2 separate regions of the Homo sapiens genome follow, and region 1 is linked to region 2. A link is a contact called in ENCODE Hi-C or POLR2A ChIA-PET data. All regions are on one chromosome and are shown on one strand. Each heading gives the region's core, a stretch centred on a gene start or an enhancer-like site at or near the end of the contact. The rest is flanking DNA. Distances are from core to core; before and after follow the strand shown.

Region 1 (4,486 bases), core at 45-2,544, 37 kb before region 2:
CAGTCTCAACCTCCTAAGCTCAAGCGATCCTCCCACCTCAGCCTCCCAAGAAGCTGGGACTACAGTTGTGCACCACCATGCCTGGCTAATTTTTGTATTTTTTGTAAATAGGTTTTGCCATGTTGCCTAGACTGATCTCCAGTGCCTGGGGCCTAGCGATCCTCTCGCCTCAGCCTCCCAAAGTGCTGGGACTGCAGGTGTGAGTGATTGCACCTGGCCCTGCCTAGCAATTTTTTTTTTTTTTTTGAGGTGGAGTCTCGCTCTGTTGCCCAGGCTGGAGTACAGTGGCACCATCTCGGCTCACTGCAAGCTCTGCCTCCCGAGTTCACACCATTCTCCTGCCTCAGCCTCCTGAGTAGCTGGAACTACAGGCACCTGCCACCATGCCCAGCTAATTTTTTGTATTTTAATAGAGACGGGGTTTCACTGTGTTAGCCAGGATGGTCTGCTAACCTCGTGATCTACCTGCCTCGGCCTCCTAAAGTGCTGGGATTACAGGCATGAGCCACTGTGCCCGGCCAGCAATTTTTAAATACTTTTTTTTTTCCTTTGGAGACAGAGTCTCACTCTATTGCCCAGGCTGGAGTGCAGTGGTGCAATCTCGGCTTACTGCAATCTCTGTCTTCTGGGTTCAAGTGATTCTTGTGCCGTAACCTCCCGCATAGCTGGGATTACAGGTGTGTGCCACCACACCCAGCTAATTTTTGTATTTTTAGTAAAGATGGGGTTTCACCATGTTGGCCAGGCTGGTCTCAAACTCCTGACCTCAGGTAATCCGCCTGCCTCAGCCTCCCAAAGTGCTGGGATTACAGGCGTGAGCCACCGCACGTGGCCTTAAATAACTTTTAATGCCCTGTTTACACATTAGCAAAATGTTGATGGCAATACTTACCTTTCTAGGTTGGTTTGCAGAATAGGGAGGGAATGTATGAGCCTGCTTAGGGATGTGTCCGATGTTGTAAATACTTAACACTTGTCACATATTATGACTTGTCATCCCAAAGGCAGTCCCTGCACAACGATGATGATGACCTTTCCCACCTTTTGCTACCAAACATGCTAATTATGGACCTGTTTGTGGCCACCCTCCTTCTCAACCGGTTTCAACTATTTTTGACAGCAAAGAATCAAGATAATATAGCCTTTGAAAGTGAATCAGTGAAGCCTGCGCTCTTTCATGGTGACCAAAATCTGGGAGAATTTCTTTTTATGATTGTAGACTTTGCGGGCCCAGGTGTTAGCCTTTATGCTTGGGTGTGGGAAGGAGGAAGAAAACAGGCTTGGCAGGTCCATTCTAGAACATTTTGTCTCACACACAGAAGTGACTGTCATCCTTGAGTGACTTCAAGGTGGTTTTTAATGTTGCAGAAAGTTTGGCAGGCAGGAAACTTCATCCAAATCCTGTTTAGTCTCATGGTACTTAGAGACGGTAGTGTTATAATTAGTCTGCCAATAGCTTGTCTTTCTGTTTGGCTTCATTTCACTTTGAAAACAAAGTCAGTATGTAGCCCATGCAAACAAGTTTGCCAAGATCTGTGAGCACTTGATACACCTTAACACCTGGACACTGTATTCTGTGGCTCCCAGAACTTTGGATTTGAGCATCTGGGAATTATAGGAGACCAACATAGAGTTGTCCCATTTTTTATTTTATCAAGTAAGGGCATCTAATAACTCTTGCCATTCTTTTCCTTTTCTTTTTTTTTTGAGACAGAGTCTCGCTCTGTCACCAGGCTGCAATGCAGTGGTGTGATCTCGGCTCACTGCAACCTCTGCCTCCTGGTTTCAAGTGATTCTCCTGCCTCAGCCTCCCGAGTAGCTGGGACTACAGGTGCGTGCCACCACGCCCAGCTAATTTTTGTATTTTTAGTAGAGATGGGGTTTCACCATGTTAGCCAGGATGGTCTCAATATCTTGACCTTGTGATCCACCCGCCTCGGCCTCCCAAAGTACTGAGATTACAGGTGTGAGCCACCGTGCCCAGCTTATTTTCATCTTTAAAGATGTGTTTTGTTTTTCAAGAGACAGGGTCTCACCATGTCATCCAGTCTGGAGTACAGTGGTGCCATGAGAGCTCCTGGGCTCAAGCAATCCTCCTGCCTCAACTCTGGAGTAGCTGGGACTCTAAGTGTGGACCATTACGCCGGCTAAGTTTTACATTTTTTTAAGAGGCGTGAGTCTCGCTTTGTTGCCCAGGCTGGTGCGGAACTCCTTCTTTCAAGCAGTCCTCTTGCTTCAGCCTCCCAAAATATTGGGATTACAGGTGAGAGCCCACTGCACCCAGCCTAAAAGACATTTTTTTAACACGCCGAAAATGGGAAGGACATAATCGTGGGACAGCTCTTTAAAATGGAAGGAGTTAAACTTTATGAGAAATTATCTCTGTGGTCTTATATTTCTCATTTGGCTATTGAGAATTAGTCTCAGTTAAGGGTTTGGAAATTTCTGCTACAGATAATTCAGCAGTAAGGATCTGTTACCTTTCAGGAAAAAATGTACTGCCACCTGCAGGTATAATCTCTGGGCCGTGTCTCAGGAAGAGGTTCAGTTCTGTATAGCACTTTTAAATTGTTCTCATTCCCTTTGCTTAAAGGTAAGGTTTTTGAGCATTTTAATACATCAAGTTAAAGTGTCAATTGTAGGCTTTGGTAAGATAATATAGATCAGTCATATTTGAAAAGGGAAATACACTGTGTGTGTGTGTGTGTGTGTGTGCGTGTGTGTGTGTGTGTATCTGGAATTACTTTGTTGGAATAAAATCTTGTTGGAGAGTTTAACAAATTTTACTGGCAATGTAAGAAGGGGTGGACAGCAGCCTCCCACCCCCCACCCCATTTCTTAGCAGTGGTTTCTGTGAAACTTTTAGAGTTCTGCAGATCTTGATTTAAAATCTATTGATTGAGCATAATCTAGTCTACAATGGTATTTGTTTTTAATATTGCTGTAACTTTCAGCTAATTCTATAGTTGGTTTTGCATAGCTTTAAGGGCAAAACCTAATATACAAGGTGAAATTTAGAATTAGTAGTTGAGTATAGATTAGGCACTAGAATCCTGTTTATGCCAATTTTACATCATAATATGCACCAACACCACCTTTGCTTTTCAAAAAGCAACCATTCAGTTCTGGTAGATTAACTAGCAAAGAGTTAAATTGAGTAAGTTTTCTTGCTTCGTACTTTAGATATTCCTCTTTTCTTACCATAATTACTTTCATGACTATTTGCCCTTTCACTTTGTGACACTAAAAAAAAAATGAAAAGAGAAGAGCCAGTTAGATAAATCGTTGGAGAAAGCGGATAAATATTGACATCATTAAAGATCTGTGTTAATGCGTGATGTGGACCTGATAGTGAAATATTTGTTTCTCCTGTGATTTATGCAAAATCCTCAGAGTCCGATCCTGAATTCGATAAATAATTATTCAAAGAAAAAAAAGGAGTGGATAAAAATAGTTTGGAAGAAAATTATTATCTAGTAATATGATTTGAGAGAATCAGTTTAAGGATACTTGGGGAACAATGAATGGAAAAATGAAACAGAGTCTCCCAATTTTATTGGGGTGAAGGAGAAAAAGCAAATGGATTGTGATTTGTTGCTAGTCAGCAGCTGATTCATGAGTGACGGGACAACCCACTTATCTGCTGTCTGTTTTCCCCCACTTGCAGCGTGTCAATCTTTGTGCTTGTTGGGAGAAATTATAATAAAATAATATGAGTTAAGTATTTGAAGTTCTTGTATAACCATGTAATTATTATTTAGTAGTGTCTTCACTTAACCTTTTCAGGTTAACTTGTGCAGATTGGTTTTGATGCTGTTAATGAACTTCAGAAGACCTAGAAGCTTTTTTGTAGTTAAGGGATATTTTTCCATTTCCTGTGCCTGTTCCATTCCTTCAAAAAAATTTTTTTTTCTGTAATTTACCCATCACTATATATTTGATGTGCTCTACTAAAGTCCAAATACTTAATGCCATTTAAAAATACTGTTTCATTTTAACTTGATTTTTAGCAATGGGCAGTCAAGAGTGCTTGCTGATAGAAAGTTAGACAAGGGAGTCCAGGACCTTATGGAGACAAATAAGACATATTTTGAAACATAGTGATGGTGCCCAGTAGCTGACCTGTTCCAACACTTGGATGCTAGACTCCTAGCCCTGCCTGCTGCTTACTAACTGTGGGACCCTGGGCAAGATTTTTAAGCTCTGTGGGCTTCAGTCTTTTGGGATAAGAATATCACCTTGCCAGAGGGCTGATTGCTGGATACAGCAGAGGCATTTGCCAGGTTATACAGGTAAGAATGGCCATAATTATATGTATGTATGTGTGTATGTATATATGAATGCATATATGGGTATATAGACATTTGCATACACATGCAAGTTGCAAAAATGTTAGATTAGGTCATTGCCATAGAAAATTAGAAGGGGAGAATGGGGCGTGGAGCATACTTGAAGCTGGAGCACGTGGAAGCTTCTATGACGTGTG
Region 2 (4,857 bases), core at 1,594-4,093:
TTAGCCATCTCATAGCAACAAGTGTTTATTTAGAAAGTTCCTGCCTCGAACTTGGCTCCATTTTAAGGGGGATTTGGAAGAAGTTTACAGCATCATCCCTAGCCTCAAAGCTTGCAATTTAGTGGGGAGATAACACCAAGGCCAGCTCACAGCACATGGCCTTGGATAGCTGAAGTCCTGTCATTGAGGGTTATGTGATGATGACACAGGCTTGGGTTTGAGTGTGCTTATGAAGCCCCTGAACCTTACCGCTGGGCCCTTTAGCTATTCCTGTGGGTGCATTCCTGTCCCAGGCTTGTCGCTGAGGGGACAGAGGCCGTACCGAGTTTGATGCCAGTGTCCATAGGTCTGGACTGCGTGGTTTAAGCTGCAGTGCCTGGGTTAGAGCCCCTCTGCGCTGGCTGTAACTGCCTGTGCAGAAGCCCGGCCTTCTATGCCCCTGTTAGATTCTCTTCCTGGAACCCCAGGCTCTTCCTGCCTGAGACTTCCCCTCATCAATCTTATCCTTCCTCTGGCCACTTCAAGACTAGAGCCCTGCTCTGCTCCCAGTTCCCAGCCAGGGGCCCCAGGTTTCCACCCTGAACCTCTTGGCTATGGGTTTGCTGCCTTGAGGAGAGGGGGTTGGCTCTCTCCTGATTGTCCCCTTCCTTGGAATGGGTCTGATGAGGGCCTAGACTTCTTCATCTCCTGTCACCGCCTGCTAAGACCTGGCAAGGGCAAATACCCGCTAAGGAGAGGAGGAGCAGGGTATGTGTTTGTGGTACAGAGACATAACCTATGTGTGGCTCAGGAAGCCCTATGGAGGTGGTGGTGGTGGTGACGCTACAAAGGCATGAGATCAATCAGGGTTGAGTAGAAAGCCTGGCATGGTGGCTCATGCTTGTAATCCCAGCTCTTTGGGAGGCTGAGGCGGGAGGATCGCTTGAGCCCATGAGTTCAAGACAAGCCTGGGCAATTTGGCGAAGTCCCATCTCTACAAAAGATTGCAAAAATTAGCCAGCCGTGGTGGCGTGCCCCTGTAGTCCCTTCTACTCAGGAAGCTGGGGTGGGAGGATTGCCTGAGCCGGGGAGGTTGAGGCAGCAGTGAGCCGAGATTGTGTCACTGTACTCCAGCCTGGGCAACAGAGCAAGACCCTGTCTCAACAAAAGAGAAAAAGAAAAGAACTGATGAGAAGGAAAGGCCAGTGAACACCATACATGAAGATGGAGAGCTGAGAGTGAGCTTGATGCGGCCTCATCGCAGCGGGAGAAGGCTGTCTTTGCTCATGGAATCAGATGCTGGCTGGGGAATGTGCAGAAATTAGGTGGGATGGGCAGCCTGAGGTTAGAAGCCTTAAACCATTGGTTCCCCACCTAGGATGATTCTGCCGTGGGGACATTTTGTAATATCTAAAAGACATTTTTGGTCTCATAGCTACGGTCAAGCGACGCTACTGGCATTTACTGAGTAGAGGCCAGGGATGCTGAGAAACATCCCGGAGTGCCTGGGGCAGCCCCAGAGTCATCTGGCCTAAGATGTCAGTGGTGCCAGAACATCCCCCCCCCACTTACCATCAGCTCACCTGGAAAGTTTGGGGCTGATGGTACACAGACCCCACTATATTTGTTAAAGTTTTCTTTTTGTTTTTTTTTTTTTTTTTGAGACAGAGTCTTGCTCTTTCGCCCAGGCTGGAGTGCAGTGGTGCCATGTCGGCTCACTGCAACCTCTGCCTCCTGGGTTCAAGCAATTCTTCTGCCTCAGTCTCCTGAGTAGCTGGGATTACAGGCATCCGCCACCACACCCGGCTAATTTTTGTATTTTTTTGTAGATACAGGGTTTCACCACGTTGGCCAGGCTGGTCTCGAACTGACCTCGGGAGATCCACCCGCCTTGGCCTCTCAAAGTGTTGGGATTACAGACGTGAGCCACTGCACCTGGCCTTTATTTTGTTTTAGAGACAGGATCCCGCTCTGTCACCCAGGCTGGAGTGCAATGGTGTGATCATAGTTCTTTGCAGCCTTGACCTCCCAGGTCAGCCTCTAGAGCAGCTGGGACTACAGGCACGCACCACCACGCCTGGCTAATTTTTAAATTTTTGTCAAGACTGGGATCTTGCTATGTTGTCCAGGATGATCTTGAACTCTTGACCTCAAGCCATCCTCCCACCTTGACCTCCCAAAGTGCTGGGATTTATAGGCATGAGCCACTGCACCCAGTCTGTTTAAAGGTTTCTGAAAGGAGAATTTCTCTAAGAAAAATTTCAGAAGATTTAAGAGGGAAGTGATATGGCTGAGATGAGAAAGGACAGATGGGCTGAGGGCGTGTTGCAGTAATTCAGTAGGGGAGGGCTGAGGGTTTTAGACCAGGGTAGAGATGGGAGAAAAGTCATGGGGACTGTAGGGAGGGAGGTGATGGAAGAGGCTCCATGTCACTGTCTCCCGGTCTTGTCAAGTGCTGTGGCTGTGAAAACGTGGCACCGTCCTGGAAGCTCCTGAGCAGAGTGAGAACAAGTGTTTTTTAGGTGCCTGTTTTCTGTCTTCCTGTGCTCTCTGGCCCTGGATCATCTCAAATTATTATGTACCCAGCATCTAAGCACAGTGTTGACAAGAGCAGGAGAGGTTTCTGTTGCACCGAAGGCAAGCTCAGTGGCCAGAGTGGAAGGGCTGCCAGGTTCCGAGGCGTGGCAGTTTTGTTTCCTGCTGAATGGAAGAGAAGCACATTCTCTTCATTACAGGGATTGTGGAGCTCTGGGTCAGTTGCGCAGAGGAGACTCCTCTCCCAGTCTCTAAGGAATGGCTCAAAACCACATCACGGGGAGAGCTGCAGGGAACTTCAGCGGTCGCCTGCAATTATGGTGTTGAGGCTGGCTCCAGAGGAAGCTCTTCCCTGTTCCACCCAGCCTTTTGGTTAGTTTGTTTGTCTTGCCGAACAAACAGCACAGAGATCAGAATCAAAGGAGCCAATTTTAAGAAATGGGGCTGTTTCTAAAGATAAATGCTTCAGTAAGCACGAACTATGCTTCACAGCTAATGTATTTTTAGATGTTTCAAAAATATCCTCCTTTGGTTAGGTGGCATTCCAGCCCAAATCTGCAAATGTGTTTGATGTTGCTTCTGAATTAACTTTGAAGCCTGCATCTGTCAGGCAAAATGTGTTAGCAGGCATCAGCCAGAGAAAGGCCTATTGATTTTAGCAGCCGGTTGAACAGAGTTCACCTGCAGGGAAGTCACGGCCTGCTTGCCATGTGAAGGCTGGGCATACCCTGCCGTGGACTGGACTGTTTGGGAATCTTGCAAATTGAAATCTGTGTTTCATTTTCTTGAGTTGAGTCTTCCCAAGGTAGACTTGGTTGGCTTGTTTACATCCCTTTCCAAGGCTCGAGTCAAGTCACAGCGCGCCTCTCACGGAGGCAGCGTGGCCTGAAGGCCGCGTGGTTGGTTGGTTAGCACTGCCTTGGCATTGGGGTGCCCTTGGGACAGATGAACGCAGTGCAGTTTGAACACACTTGGGGCAGATGAACACAGTCAGGACTTTCTGGGTTTTTTTGGCTTTTTTTTTTTTCCACATGAAATCAAGACTCGTAGCCAAAAGATGATTGTAACCATCTGTCTGACTATATGTATTTTAAAACTTTACCAAACATTTATGCTCCGGAGTGGCCGCTTCCACATCAGCACATGAGAGTGGCAATTTGAAACTTGTTTTTTTGTGATTTTTTTTTTTCTTCCTTGTCTCTCTTTGGGTTTAGATTCCTTTCAAGGCTGGGCGTGGTGGCTCATGCCTGTAATCCCAGCACTTTGGGAGGCCGAGGCAGGCTGATCACAAGGTCAGGAGTTTGAGACCAGCCTGGCCAACATGGTGAAACCCCATCTCTACTAAAAATACAAAAATTAGCCAGGCGTGGTGGCGGGTGCCTGTAGTCCCAGCTACTTGGGAGGCTGAGGCAGGAGAATCGCTTGAACCTGGGAGGAGAAGGTTGCAGTGAGCCGAGATTGTGCCACTGCACTCCAGCCTATGCAATAGAGTGAGACTGTCTCAAAAATAATAATAATAAAAAAGATACATTCCTTTCAATCAGGAGAGAATTTTAGTCAGAAAGTCACTCAGGTGAAATGGAAATGCCAGCCTCTACCTTGAAGACCTTGACTTCAGTTAACAGCTTGTCTCTTGAGATGGTTTAATTTTCAACAAACTTGAATGCTTCACGATTTTTAAAAAATTGTTTCTAAGTGTTTATTTTTTATTTTTATTTATTATTATTTAGACCTCACTCTTTTGCCCAGGCTGGAGTGTAGTGGTGCGATCATAGCTCACCACAGCCTCCAACTCCTGGGCTCAAGCAGTCCTCCTACCTCAGCTTCCCAAGTAGCTGCGACTATGGGTGCGTGCCACCACAGCCAGCTAATTTTTTGTATTTTTAAAATTTTTTGTAGAGATGGAGGCTTGTCGTGTTGCTCAGGTTGGTCTCAAATTTCTGGCCTCAAGCGATCCTCCCACCTGGGCTTCCTAAAGTGCTGGGATTACAGGCATGAGTCACTACACGTGGCTGAAATGTTTCTAATTGTTTAATTGGACAACATCAGACAATTGGGTTATGTAGAAGATAGTGGGCATAAAGCACTAGAAGACAGTTAAAACATGAATTTATTTGGTGGATTGGTGGTGAAATCATGTGTCCTCAGCATATCGATGCTGATGCCGCCCTGCCTGGGTACCAGGCTCTGTGTTAGGCTCCAGGGATGCAGAATGACTCTGGCTTACAGGAATGGCTTGTTGAAAGACTGAGTAAATGAAAGGTCCCTAATTGATTAGTGAAGACAGACACAGGCAAACGATGAACAATAGCTCAGGGTGACAATGGGTGTGATAAAAATACA

What was found. Hi-C counts contacts between places; a loop is a spot of excess contacts on that map. ChIA-PET counts read pairs that join two places held with the same protein, here RNA polymerase II (POLR2A).
Region 1: a map of PC-3 shows a loop between it and region 2 (2.3-fold over the local background). The contact joins two enhancer-like sites. A Hi-C loop is called at or near these places in 3 of 168 maps with a recorded cell type or tissue (PC-3, endothelial cell of hepatic sinusoid and posterior vena cava). POLR2A ChIA-PET finds 5 or more read pairs at or near these places in 4 of 52 experiments (A673, AG04450, H1 and 1 more).

What each region holds. Positions count from the first base shown.
Region 1 is chr5:16,843,184-16,847,669 of GRCh38, reverse strand. All of the region lies in intron 2 of MYO10 (myosin X), which reads left to right. Among named protein-coding and RNA genes, the nearest start is that of MYO10, 91 kb to the left of the region's middle. Within about 2 kb of position 1,294, at least 3 of the 41 ENCODE cell types and tissues checked have a DNase peak (open chromatin) inside an H3K27ac peak, as active enhancers do.
Region 2 is chr5:16,807,852-16,812,708 of GRCh38, reverse strand. All of the region lies in intron 3 of MYO10 (myosin X), which reads left to right. Among named protein-coding and RNA genes, the nearest start is that of MYO10, 130 kb to the left of the region's middle. RefSeq lists an enhancer at 2,836-3,335. Within about 2 kb of position 2,843, at least 10 of the 41 ENCODE cell types and tissues checked have a DNase peak (open chromatin) inside an H3K27ac peak, as active enhancers do.